2 separate regions of the Homo sapiens genome follow, and region 2 is linked to region 1. Evidence: chromatin contacts called from ENCODE Hi-C or POLR2A ChIA-PET data. All regions are on one chromosome and are shown on one strand. The core of a region is the stretch at or near the end of the contact, and the rest is flanking DNA. Distances in the headings are between cores, read along the strand shown.

Region 1 (5,550 bases), core at 1,353-3,852:
CAGCTACTCAGGAGACTGAGGCAGGAGAATCACTTGAACCCGGGAGGTGGAGGTTGGAGTGAGCTAAGGGCCGAGATCACGCCACTGTACTCCAGCCTGGGTGACAGAGTGAGACTCTGTCTCAAAAAAAAAAAAAAAAAAAAAAAAAAATTCAATGTTTTGGTTCATTTCACTGCTCTGATATGCCAGACTAGTTGGTCACAAGTTATACTACTAAAGCTAATAAAATCCAAAACAATTCTCATTTAAAAAAAATTAACTAACCTTATATTAAAAAACTTGGCTGGGCACGGTGGCTCACGCCTGTAATCCCAGCACTTTGGGAGATCGAGGCAGGCAGATCCCAAGGTCAGGAATTTGAGACCAGCCTGGCCAATATGGTGAAACCCCATCTCTACTAAAAATACAAAAATTAGCTGGGTGTGGTGGTGGGCGCCTGTAGTCCCAGCTACTCGGGAGACTGAGGCAGGAGAATCACTTGAACCCGGGAGGCGGAGATCAGTGAGCCGGGATCACGCCACTGCACTCCAGCCTGGGCGACAGAGCGAGACTCCATCTCACAAGCAAAACAAAACAAACAAACAAACAAAAACTCACAATCTTACTATTATCAACACCCATGGACTCTAGGACATAATTTGAGACATTTCCTGTTGAGGCAGTCTTTATTCCATTTGAAGTCACCCTTGGATGAGCATCCCTCTGGATTTTTCTCTGCTTGTGCCCTTCCTACAGAGTCCAGCTCTCTGTAAGTTCAGAAGGCCTTTGAATGAGAATCAAGAGAAACCCAACTAACAGTAGCTTAAAGAGTGGTTTATTTTATCACTGAACAAGAAATCCAGAGGCAAGGGAGTGGTTTACATTGATTCAGCTTCTGGACAAGGCCATCAACACCCAGGCTTTATCATTCTGCTTTGCCATCCTCAACCTATTGTATTTTTATCCTGATGTTTAATGGTTCTCAAAGTGTGGTCCCCAGACAAGCAGCATCAGTGTCACCTGGCAACTTGTTAGAAATGCACATTCTGGCCAGGCACGATGGCTCACACCTGTAATCCCAGCACTCTGGGAGGCTGAGGCAGGAGGATTGCTTGAGGTCAGATGTTCAAGACCACCCTGGCCAACATAGCAAGATACTTGTCTGTTAAAAAAAAAAGAAAGAAAGAGAGAAATGCAAATTCTCAGCCCACTCTAGGTGTATAAATCAGAACTTCTGAGGATAGGGCTCAGCAGTCTCTTTTAAGAAGCCTTCTGGGCCATGTGCAGTGACCTGTAATCCCAGCACTTTGGGAGGCCAAGGAGGGTGGGTCACTTGAGATTAGGGACTCGAGACCAGCCTGGCCAACATGGTGAAAACCCATCTCTACTAAAAATACAAAAAATTAGCCGGGCATGGTGGCAAATGCCTGTAGTCCCAGCTACTCAGGAGGCTGAGGCAGGAGAATCACTTGAACCCGGGAGGCGGAGGTTGCTGTGAGCTGAGATCATGCCATTGCACTCCAGCCTGGGCAACAAGAGCAAAACTCTGTCTCAAAAAAATAAAGAAGCCCTCTGGGTGACTATTCTGGTGCACATTCAAGTATGAGAACTGCTGCTCATGTAAATCACCTCATGGTCACAAGATGGTCACCACAGCTCTAAACATTGCATCATCTTCCAATGAAGGAAGAAGAGAAAAGGAATGTCCCCAATCTTAGCTGTTTCTTTTATCAGGAAAACAAAAGTTTTCCGAGAAGCTCACAGCAGTCTTTCCCTTAAGACTCCTTGGCCAAAACTAGGTTGCATGGCTCAGCCTCTAACTGCAAAGGACACCAGGAAAGCCCTTATGGCAGGAGGCAGCAAGAGAGATGGGTGCTGGACATGGCTGTGGGCAACCCCGGACAATGTCTGCCATAGAGTCCATGGTGGTCAGGACCATGGAAAACGTCATGCCTGACTCCATCTGCAAACGTAGTCTTAGAACTTTCAGATTCTTCAGATGGGAGTACCCAGACATAAAAATTTCATTGTTGTTAATATCTATCAATTGTGGTCGAGATCATTACACATCATGCTAAAATAATCCTTTCCCATCAAAAATGAGGAGGAGGCGCCGCGTGTGGTGGCTCACACCTGTAATCTTAGAGCTTTAGGAGGCCAAGGAGGGAGGATCGCTTGAGGCCAGGAGTTTGAGACCAGCCTGGGCAACATAGCGAGGCATTGTCTCTACAAACTTTTTAAAAAATTAGCAGAGAATGGTGGCTTGCTGCTGTAGTCCTAGCTAAGGTGGGAGGATTGCTTGAGCCTGGGAGTTCAAGGTTGCAGTGAGCTATGATCATGCCACTGCACTCCAGCTTGGATGACAGAGCAAGATCCTGTCTTTAAAAGTAAAAAAAAATAGAAAAACTTTTTAAATTAAAATATTTTAAAATGAGCAAGGGAAACAACAAAGAAGGAAGAAGAGAAAGAAGTGACGAACTCTGCCTTGACAGAGTGGAGTTCTTTTCCGAGCAATCAAGGAGGAGAACATTATAGGCAGAGAGATTAAAATGCATGAAAATGCAGAACTGAAAAAGAACTCTGAGCTGCTAGAGAGGTTACATGTGGCAAGCATTAGGAGAAGCTGGACAGAGGGTGAGGGCCAGATCACGAAAGGCCTTGTATGCTGTGCTGAGAAGGTTGAACTCCACCCTGTTCCTAATATCATTAAAGCTTGGAGGGCATCTTATCCTGGGTCCACAGATGGACTTTGGCACCTTATCAACACTATTTATTTTAAACATTATTTATAATATCAACCCCCTGAAATTGTATGAAAAATTTCATGGAGCTGCTCTGCCTATGGAGTAACTATTCTTTTGTTTCTTTACTTTCTTAATAAACTTGCTTTCACTTTACAAAAAGAAAAAAAAATTCATGGATGTGCGGGTGTGTGCAGTCTTGGGGAGAGAGGGCCTCAGATTTGCAGGGATGTGCATAACCCAAAGAAGCTTAAGAATCTGGCTGGGTACGGTGGCTCACACCTGTAATTCCAGCACTTTGGGAGGCCGAGGTGGGTAGATCACTTGAGGCCAAGAGTTCGAGACCAGCCTGGCCAACATGGTAAAGCCATGTCTCTATTAAAAAAAATTAAAATAGGCTGAGCGCGGTGGCTCACCCCTGTACTCCCAGCAATTTGAGAGGCCAAGGTGGGTGGATCACCTGAGGTTAGGAGTTCGAGACGAGCCTGACCAAATGGTAAAACCCCATCTCTACTAAAAATACAAAATTAGCCGGGCTTGGTGGTGCACGCCTGTAATCCCAGCTACTCCGGAGGCTGAGGCGTGAGAATCGCTTGACCCAGGAGGCAGAGGTTGCAGTGAGCCAAGATCGTGCCATCGCACTCCAGCCTGGACAACAAGAGTGAAACTCTGTATCAAAAAATAAATAAATAAATAAAAATGAAAGAATCATTTCTTTAAGGAGTCAAGGAGTTAATCATTGTATTCTGTATTCATCACCAGAATAAATTTATACTCTGAACAGACTCTAGATCCAGGTTAACTAGAAAAGACAGAGTTCAGACCAGAGCTGAGATTCTATCTTCTTGTCCACAGCGTTTCTTGTGCAATCTGTGCAATGGACAATCTCCAACAAGTGCCAAGACAGATGAGTATCTCCTTTTCCCCTCCTTGTCAGGCCACAGAGTCCCTCCTCTCTCCAATAACCTCTCAGCCCTGCTCTCTGTCACCACTCCCAAATGACGAGAAAGGAGGGAGTAGGACATCTGTGAAGAGAGACCCACCAGCTCCCCATCAAAGCTGGGGTGCTCCAGAAGGCACCAGAAAATGGAACAAGAGAGGATTCTTTTCCAAGGAGAGTAGGACAAGCACAAGGGAACTTCTTGTCTACGACAGGTCCTTGTGATTCTGGGTAAGGAGGGAGATTGTTTGGATCTGCTCCTGACTTTGAGTCTTCAGAGTCTCCACTCTGGAGGCTTACAATTATTATTTGTAATGAGTTAATGAGCAGAATGGGGCAGAATAGTATCACAGGTTTCTTAATCCAAAGATAAATGATTTTGTAAAAATCCCAGTGAACAACATAATTTTAAAATGCTTATTTTAGAAAAAGATATAGAAATTTCTTCACATGACTAAACCTCTTCACTAATGGTGTCAGTTTGGTTCCTTCCAATTAATTCCTGAGTTTAAGAAGCCTTTAGGTGCCACATACCTGAAATCTTCATCCAAATAGACACAAGAGGCCCTTGCTAGGGCCATTGATTTAAGTGGCAACTTCCCTGGATTCACAGGTTGGGGCCCTACTAACTGAAATATATGATTTACATAACTGGATCCTGAACAGGAAGCAGCCCAGATTTGCAAATCACCAGACAAATTCAGTTTTGCACCAGTAATACAGTTTCCTCCTGGTTTTGTCTCTTACTGAGAAATAGATGGGTCACCCATCGTTGCCAGCCCACCCTCTTCTGTTCTGGAAGTTCTCACTGATTCCTGAACCTCTTCTGGTCATGCTTTTATGGTGTCACGCAATAGGGACCTCAGGTTTGCACTCTTCCTCGTGCACGCTTTGCTAATCCCCAACAAGATCTGGTGGGTCTGATCTGATTCCTATGTGTCTGGTACTTGTATACCCTGAGGCACACTTGGGGATGTCCTGTTTGTTCTGTTTGGGTACTCTACTGACCCCTCCTGAAGGCCATGACTCAGGAAACCAGTGACTGCCTCTCTGTTGGCTCACCTGGCCTAGTCTCTGGCACTGATGCTATCTAGCTGTTGGCTTCATCTTATGACCTATTCCATGACCTCAGAGTACTCTGCTGGGCAGCTACTCCATAGCTTCTTGATACTGGGAACACATGGTCACAAACCTGCTCTCCTCACTGGTGGGAGATTCAACCCCACAGCCTCCGGGAGGCCTGGGAGTACTGTCTCCCTAGCCAACCTTGACTCTGTGGAAAGGTGGGAGATGATTCTTGCCTTCTGTCTGACTCACCTGCTCTCTGCCATTTCCAACTGACTCAATGTTGGAGATAACATGTTGGACAAGGTGCTTCTGCAAGTCAACTTAGAAGGAATGGAACACTGATGCTGGGATTGCAGAGAAAATAATCTTGTGGCTGGGCATGGTGGCTCACGCCTATAATACAAGCACTTTGGGAGGCCGAGGCAGGCAGATCACAAGGTCAAGAGATCCAGACCATCCTGGCCAACATGGTGAAACCCCATCTCTACTAAAAATACAAAAAAATTAGCTGGATGTGGTGGCACGTGCCTGTAATCCCAGCTACTCGGGAGGCTGAGGCACGAGAATCACTTGAACCCAGGAGGTGGAGGTTGCAGTGAGCAGAGATGGCACCACTGCACTCCAGCCTGGTGACAGAGTGAGATTCCATCAAAAAAGAAAAAAGAAAGAAAAAAGAAGGAAAAAGAAAATAATTTCGTACCAGCTGTTATGAGGATTCAAAATAATAAAAAGCTCTGCCACTTACTAGCTGTGTGACTTGAGGCAAGATACTTAACCTCTATGTGCCGCAGTTTCCTCATCTGTAACATGAGGATAAAAAGG
Region 2 (5,550 bases), core at 1,276-3,775, 98 kb before region 1:
TGACAGGAAAAAAAAAAAAAAAAAACCACTAGGAATTAAGGCACATGAATAACTGTCTTTGTATTTTATTCCAACTTTTTATCATGAATATTGAACATCTATACATCCACATCTAGATTCAACAATTGTTAATATTTACCATATTTGCTTTACCTATCTACATTTTTTCTGAAGCACTTCAAAGTCGTCTGCATCATAATACTTTATCCCTAAATATTTCAAATAAGGATCTTCTCTTGTACAACCACAGTACTATTTATTAAATCTATGAAAATTAACAATAATTCCATAGTATCATCTAAATATTCAGTCCATATTCAGATTTCCTCAACTGTTTCCTCAACTTTTATTCTGGATTTTTTCCAAACCAGGAGTTAATCAAGGCTCACACATTCAAAGTGGTTGTTACCTCTAGTCTCTTTTACTCTAGAATAAGTACTTCCCCTTTCTTCATGATGTTGTCTTTTTAAGATACAAGAACAGTCTGACTGTATCCTCAATGTGAGGTTTATCTCATTTCTCCATCCCCTGTATTTTCTGTAAACCAGCAGTTCAGTCTTTAAACTTAATTTAGGATCATGTTCAACATTTTTGGTAGGAATACCTTGTAGGTGGTACCAGGTGCTTTATATTACAGTATCTGCAAAGTATAAAATGCCCGGCTATCCCATTACTGAGACATTTGATTAAAACTGTGACCACCACACCTCACTATTGGAAAATTATGTTCATTCCTTGCCATTTAGTAAGTAATTTGAGGGGATAATACTTTGATATCATGTGAGTATCTGTTCCCCATTAACCTTTCAATTATTTTATTTACGGTAAAAGATTCTATCATTCTTTCTACATTTATTTATTTATTTATTTATTTTTGAGACAAGGTCTTGCTCTGTCACCCAGCCTGGAGTGCAGTGGCGCCATCTCAGCTCACTGAAACCTCCCCTTTCCTAGTTCAAGCGATTCTCGTGCCTCAACCTCCCGAGTAGCTGGGATTACAGGCATGTGCCACCACGCCCAGCTAATTTTTGTATTTTTAGCAGAGATGGGGTTTCATCATGTTGGCCAGGCTGGTCTCAAACTGCTGACCTCAAACTCCTGGTCTCAAGCAATCCGCCCACCTTGGCTTCCCAAATTGCTGGGATTACAGGCATGAGCCACCACACCTGGCCTCTTTCTACCTTCATTATTGGCACGCATTTTCTGTAAAAAGCTTTCCCTCACCAACTGAAGAGGATCTAAAAGGCAAGGTAAATGCACATTCATTCCCATAATAACCTATTTTTCAAAGTAAGGAATCAGTGTATTAATTACCTCCAATGTTTGCAAATGAATTCCCCCCCCCCCACGTCTTTCTCTATTTTAAGTGTCAAGGTGATCATGTGGAATTTTACTTATTCAAGGTGTTACCATCAGTTTGGATACTTAAGCTTTCCCAAATCTGTCGAGTGAGAGACCCTTAAACCTGGCCTCTTTTGACACATATCCATAGTCTTTAAGCTCTTCCTTGCTTTCTAGCACAAGTTACTCCAGGCTCACCTGGTACTTCCCCTGCTGCTTCTCTTTCTGACCTAGCCACCAAGTTCCTGTGTGACCCTGGGCAGGCCTCCCATTTGATTTACATTTCCCCACTGTTAGAATAAGAAAAATCAGGTTAAGTCCATCCTGCCCCACATGGCCATGGGAAAGATGAAAATAAATAATATACATAACCATGACACTGAAATACTGGTCCTAGGCTGAAAAGACCACCACTACTTAGGAAAACCCCAGACTAGGAGCCACAATCAACAACTCCGGAAACCCTCCACCCACTCGTCTCCCTAAGAGATGCTTCCACTCAAGTGACTCATTCCTTCTCACACTAGAGGGGACTGCTTTTCCTCCCTCCCACCCATCAGTTTATTCTTACCTTCTGCTTTAAACATCTTAGTCACATCCTCCCACAGGGCCACCCGCTCCGTGGCCGCCTTTGGATGACGCAACTTCACCCAGGTGCTGGCCTCGGTGGGCAGGGTGATCAGGAGCTGCTGCAGCATGACGGCGTCCGCACTCCTTTCTGAGGACCCTCTGTCTTAGCCCATAGGGCTTGTCCACCTCTGATGAGGAAATTGCTGGAAGCTCTGACAGGAGGCTTCCCAATTGTACCGATCTCCTTAATCGCCGACTCCTACTCCTCAATGTCCTCTCTCAGGAACCCAGGGAACATACAGTATCAAAATCCGAGATCTGGACTTGTGTCTATCATCGGCTCTCAGGGCGTATCTCCCAACTTGAGCTCCATCTGTCTCCTTGGCCAGCAGCTGGAGGCGCCAAGTATTTACTCTCAGCAGCCCCTGCAGATGCTGAGCAGAAGACATTAGAATCAGCAAAGGACTAAGGAGGCTCAGTCATAGGGCAGAACGCTAGAACATATATGGATCACTGTAAAATGTTTCCAAAAGATACACGGAGACGGTGGGCAGACACAGCCCACAAAATTCAAAGCACCGCGCACATGTCAGGAAGCACAAAGAGACGAATACAACCCAATTCTTTGTTTGGGGCAGTAATTATGTGTAAAGTAGCCGGGGATTTGGAATCCCAGCTCTTTCACTAGTCGGCTGTAGCAAACCGCGAAACCGCTAGACCCCGCCTCCTCCTCCCCAAATGAGAGGCTAAGTCCTCCCCACAAAGCAAAACGCCCCCGGCCCTAGCCTCCCAGCCTTTGTCTGAGCACGACTCCGGGGCTGCGGAGAGCACCGCGCGCGACAGGGTGGCCGCGGGCGGAACTCGCGCTTCCCGGCTCGCCCAGCTCCCCAAGCCCGGGACAGCCACCCGCTCACCCTCTCCCCGCTGGGCCGGCACGCCCCCGCCTTCCCACCGCTGCAGCCGGGTTCCGGCACTGCGCGGCCAAGCTCCCACGTAGCGCTGCGGCGGGCAGTCGGGGCCCAGTGCGCCTGCGCAGCGGCTGGCTAGAGCATGGTTCCCAGCGTCCTCCCGGGGAGCCGCTCCGCCAGCGCAGACGCCCCCACCGGTGCGCGCCGGGTTGGCTGCGTTCAGGGGCTCCCAGTATCCGATCCCTGCGAGCATCATCAGCCTGGCTCCTGCGGGAGGAGATGGAGCCTGCGTTCTTGGGCCCCAGACTCTGATGAAGAACAACCATCTTTCCTCCGCTGGGAAAATGCACGTGAACGTTAGGGTGAGCCTTTGAAACCCGTGACAAAAGGGAGCCATCGGCATCACGTTTTTTGGTGAAACGACACTGGTGTAAAATAATCCATAGCACTTTCCCTAAATATTATGTACATGCCAGTTATTTATTCTCAGCAGACAGTTGAATGGATTCCGGTATATTGTTAAAAGAATACCACAACAGTTTTCTCTTCTAGTATTCAATAAAAGTTCTCATGTTTATTGCTTACCTTGTATTTCTGAAATGCCAGAAAATACACAAAAACAAAAAAATTATTGCCTGTAATTTCAGCAAGCAGCGGTAACCTTGCTAACAGTTGGTGTACAACCTTTCCTGCACACACACAACGTATTTCATGCATTGTTATATATTTTCCACAAAAGCGATTATACTGTAATGCTGTTTTATTGCTGAGTTTTCTCCCTCCAACAAAATTTGAGTACATCACTCCAAATACATTTCTACATCAACAGTTTACAAAAACAACAAATGAGGAAATAGAATACAATTATAGTACTTGCTAGCTGTTATGAACCGAATGTTTGGATTCCCCAAAATTTATCTTGAAGCCCTAACCTCCATTGTATTTGGAGAGTATTTAGAGATAAGGCCTTTATGGAAGTAATTAAGGTTAGAATATAGTCCTAGTCAGAAACGAACCCAACTCGACCTTACTTGGGGCTTCTAGTCTCCACACTGAGAAAATAAATTTCCGGTTTTTTGTTTGTTTGTTTGTTTGTTTTTTTGAGATGGAGTCTCGCACTGTCCGCAGGGCTGGACTGCAGTGGCGTGACCTCGGTTCACTGCAACCTTCGCCTCCTGGCTTAAAGCGATTCTCCTGCCTCAGCCTCCCAAGTGGCTAGGATTACAGGCGCCCGCCACGACGCCCAGCTAATTTTTTGTATTTTTAGTACAGACGGGGTTCCACTATGTTGGCCAGGCTGGTCTCAAACTCCTGACCTCGGTGTCTGCCCGCCTCGGCCTCCCAAAGTGCTGGGATTACAGGCATGAGCCACTGCGCCCGGCCAGATATCCGTGGTTTAAGCCACCCAGTCAATGGTATTTTGTTACAGCAGCCCAAGCTGATGAATACACTAGCATATAATAGTTACAGAATATGAGGCTCTGTCCTAAGTGCCTTTCATATTTTAACTTATTTTGTCATCACAGAAACCACTGGAAGTAAGTACTATTATTATTCCCACTTTACAGATAAGAAAACTGAGATTTAGAGAAGTTGAATAACTTGCCAAGATCATGTGGCTTACAAGTGGTGAACACAGGCAGTCTATGTTCCTATCTGCTACTCAACAAAAATACAGCATGAAATACAATAAAATGTTAATGGTAGAATCTAAGTAGTGGTATAGGGATGCCGTAATGTAAAATTCTTTCAATTTTTCTGTATATGTATATGTTTTCATAATAAAATATCAGAAAAATACAGCTAAGAATAAACAAGAATTATGCAGGAAATTATAAATAAAACTCCAAATTTTTTGTTTAAATGGTGAGAATAGTGATACAACACATTCACGAGTTGAAATAGAACATTCTAAGTATGTCACTCTTCCTCCAGTTCACATAAACTGTGATGCATCCCAATCAAAATTTCAACTTTTTCGGCCGGACATGGTGGCTCACACCTGTAATCCCAGCACTTTAGGAGGCCAAGGCGGGTGGATCACCTGAGCTCAGGAGTTCGAGACCAGCGTGGTCAACATGGCGAAACCTCATCTCTACTAAAAATACAAAAATTAGTTGGGTGTGGTGGTGTGTGTCTGTAATCCCAGCTACTCAGGAGGCTGAGGCAAAAGAATCGCTTGAACCCAAGAGGTGGAGGTTGTAGGGAGCCAAGATCATGCCACTGCATTCCAGCCTGGGTGACAGAGCAAGACTCCATCTCAAAAAAAAAAAGAAAATCAACTTTTCTTTTTACTAAACTAAATGATTCTAAAGTTTAGCTAGTATGGCAAGTGTTCCAGAATGGCCAATAATGTTTTCCAACAATAATGAAGGCAGACTTGCCCTACCAGATATTACCTTGTATTATGGAGGCAAAATAATCAAAATAAAACTAGTGCCAAAATATACTCGGAAATCAGTGAGATGAAATTGGAAACTCAGAAACAGACTTGACACTTTATTTAAATTTAGTATATTGTAAAGCTGGCGTTTCAAAGCAGCTGGGTAATGATGGATTATTCAACAAATATCATTAGGACAACTAGTTAGCCATTTGGGGAACAGTATGAGTCTTCACTGGCTGACAACAAAATACCATAGACTGGGTGGCTTAACCAACAGAAATTAATTTTCTTATAGTTCTGGAGGCTGGGAAGTCCAAGATCAAGGGGTGAGCAAGGTAGGTTTCC

Evidence for each region. A loop is a pair of places that touch in the nucleus more often than their neighbours do. ChIA-PET counts read pairs that join two places held with the same protein, here RNA polymerase II (POLR2A). Pooled maps may share reads with other maps.
Region 2: a pooled map shows a loop between it and region 1 (2.1-fold over the local background). The contact joins the promoter of ZFP69B here to the enhancer-like site in region 1. A Hi-C loop is called at or near these places in 6 of 50 pooled maps. POLR2A ChIA-PET finds 5 or more read pairs at or near these places in 6 of 52 experiments (AG04449, GM12878, HEK293T and 3 more).

Annotation. Positions count from the first base shown.
Region 1 is chr1:40,349,368-40,354,917 of GRCh38, reverse strand. It overlaps a transcript of SMAP2 not described here. Among named protein-coding and RNA genes, the nearest start is that of SMAP2, 22 kb to the left of the region's middle. RefSeq lists enhancers at 4,269-4,338, 4,359-4,428. Within about 2 kb of position 2,602, at least 4 of the 41 ENCODE cell types and tissues checked have a DNase peak (open chromatin) inside an H3K27ac peak, as active enhancers do.
Region 2 is chr1:40,447,451-40,453,000 of GRCh38, reverse strand. ZFP69B (ZFP69 zinc finger protein B) reads right to left here and starts at 2,525. Exons shown (of 5, transcript NM_023070.3): 1 at 1,913-2,525. The coding sequence starts at 2,039. It overlaps ZFP69B-DT (ZFP69B divergent transcript), which reads left to right and starts at 2,962. Exons shown (of 5, transcript NR_198977.1): 1 at 2,962-3,181. RefSeq lists an enhancer at 1,232-2,431 and a silencer at 2,647-2,906.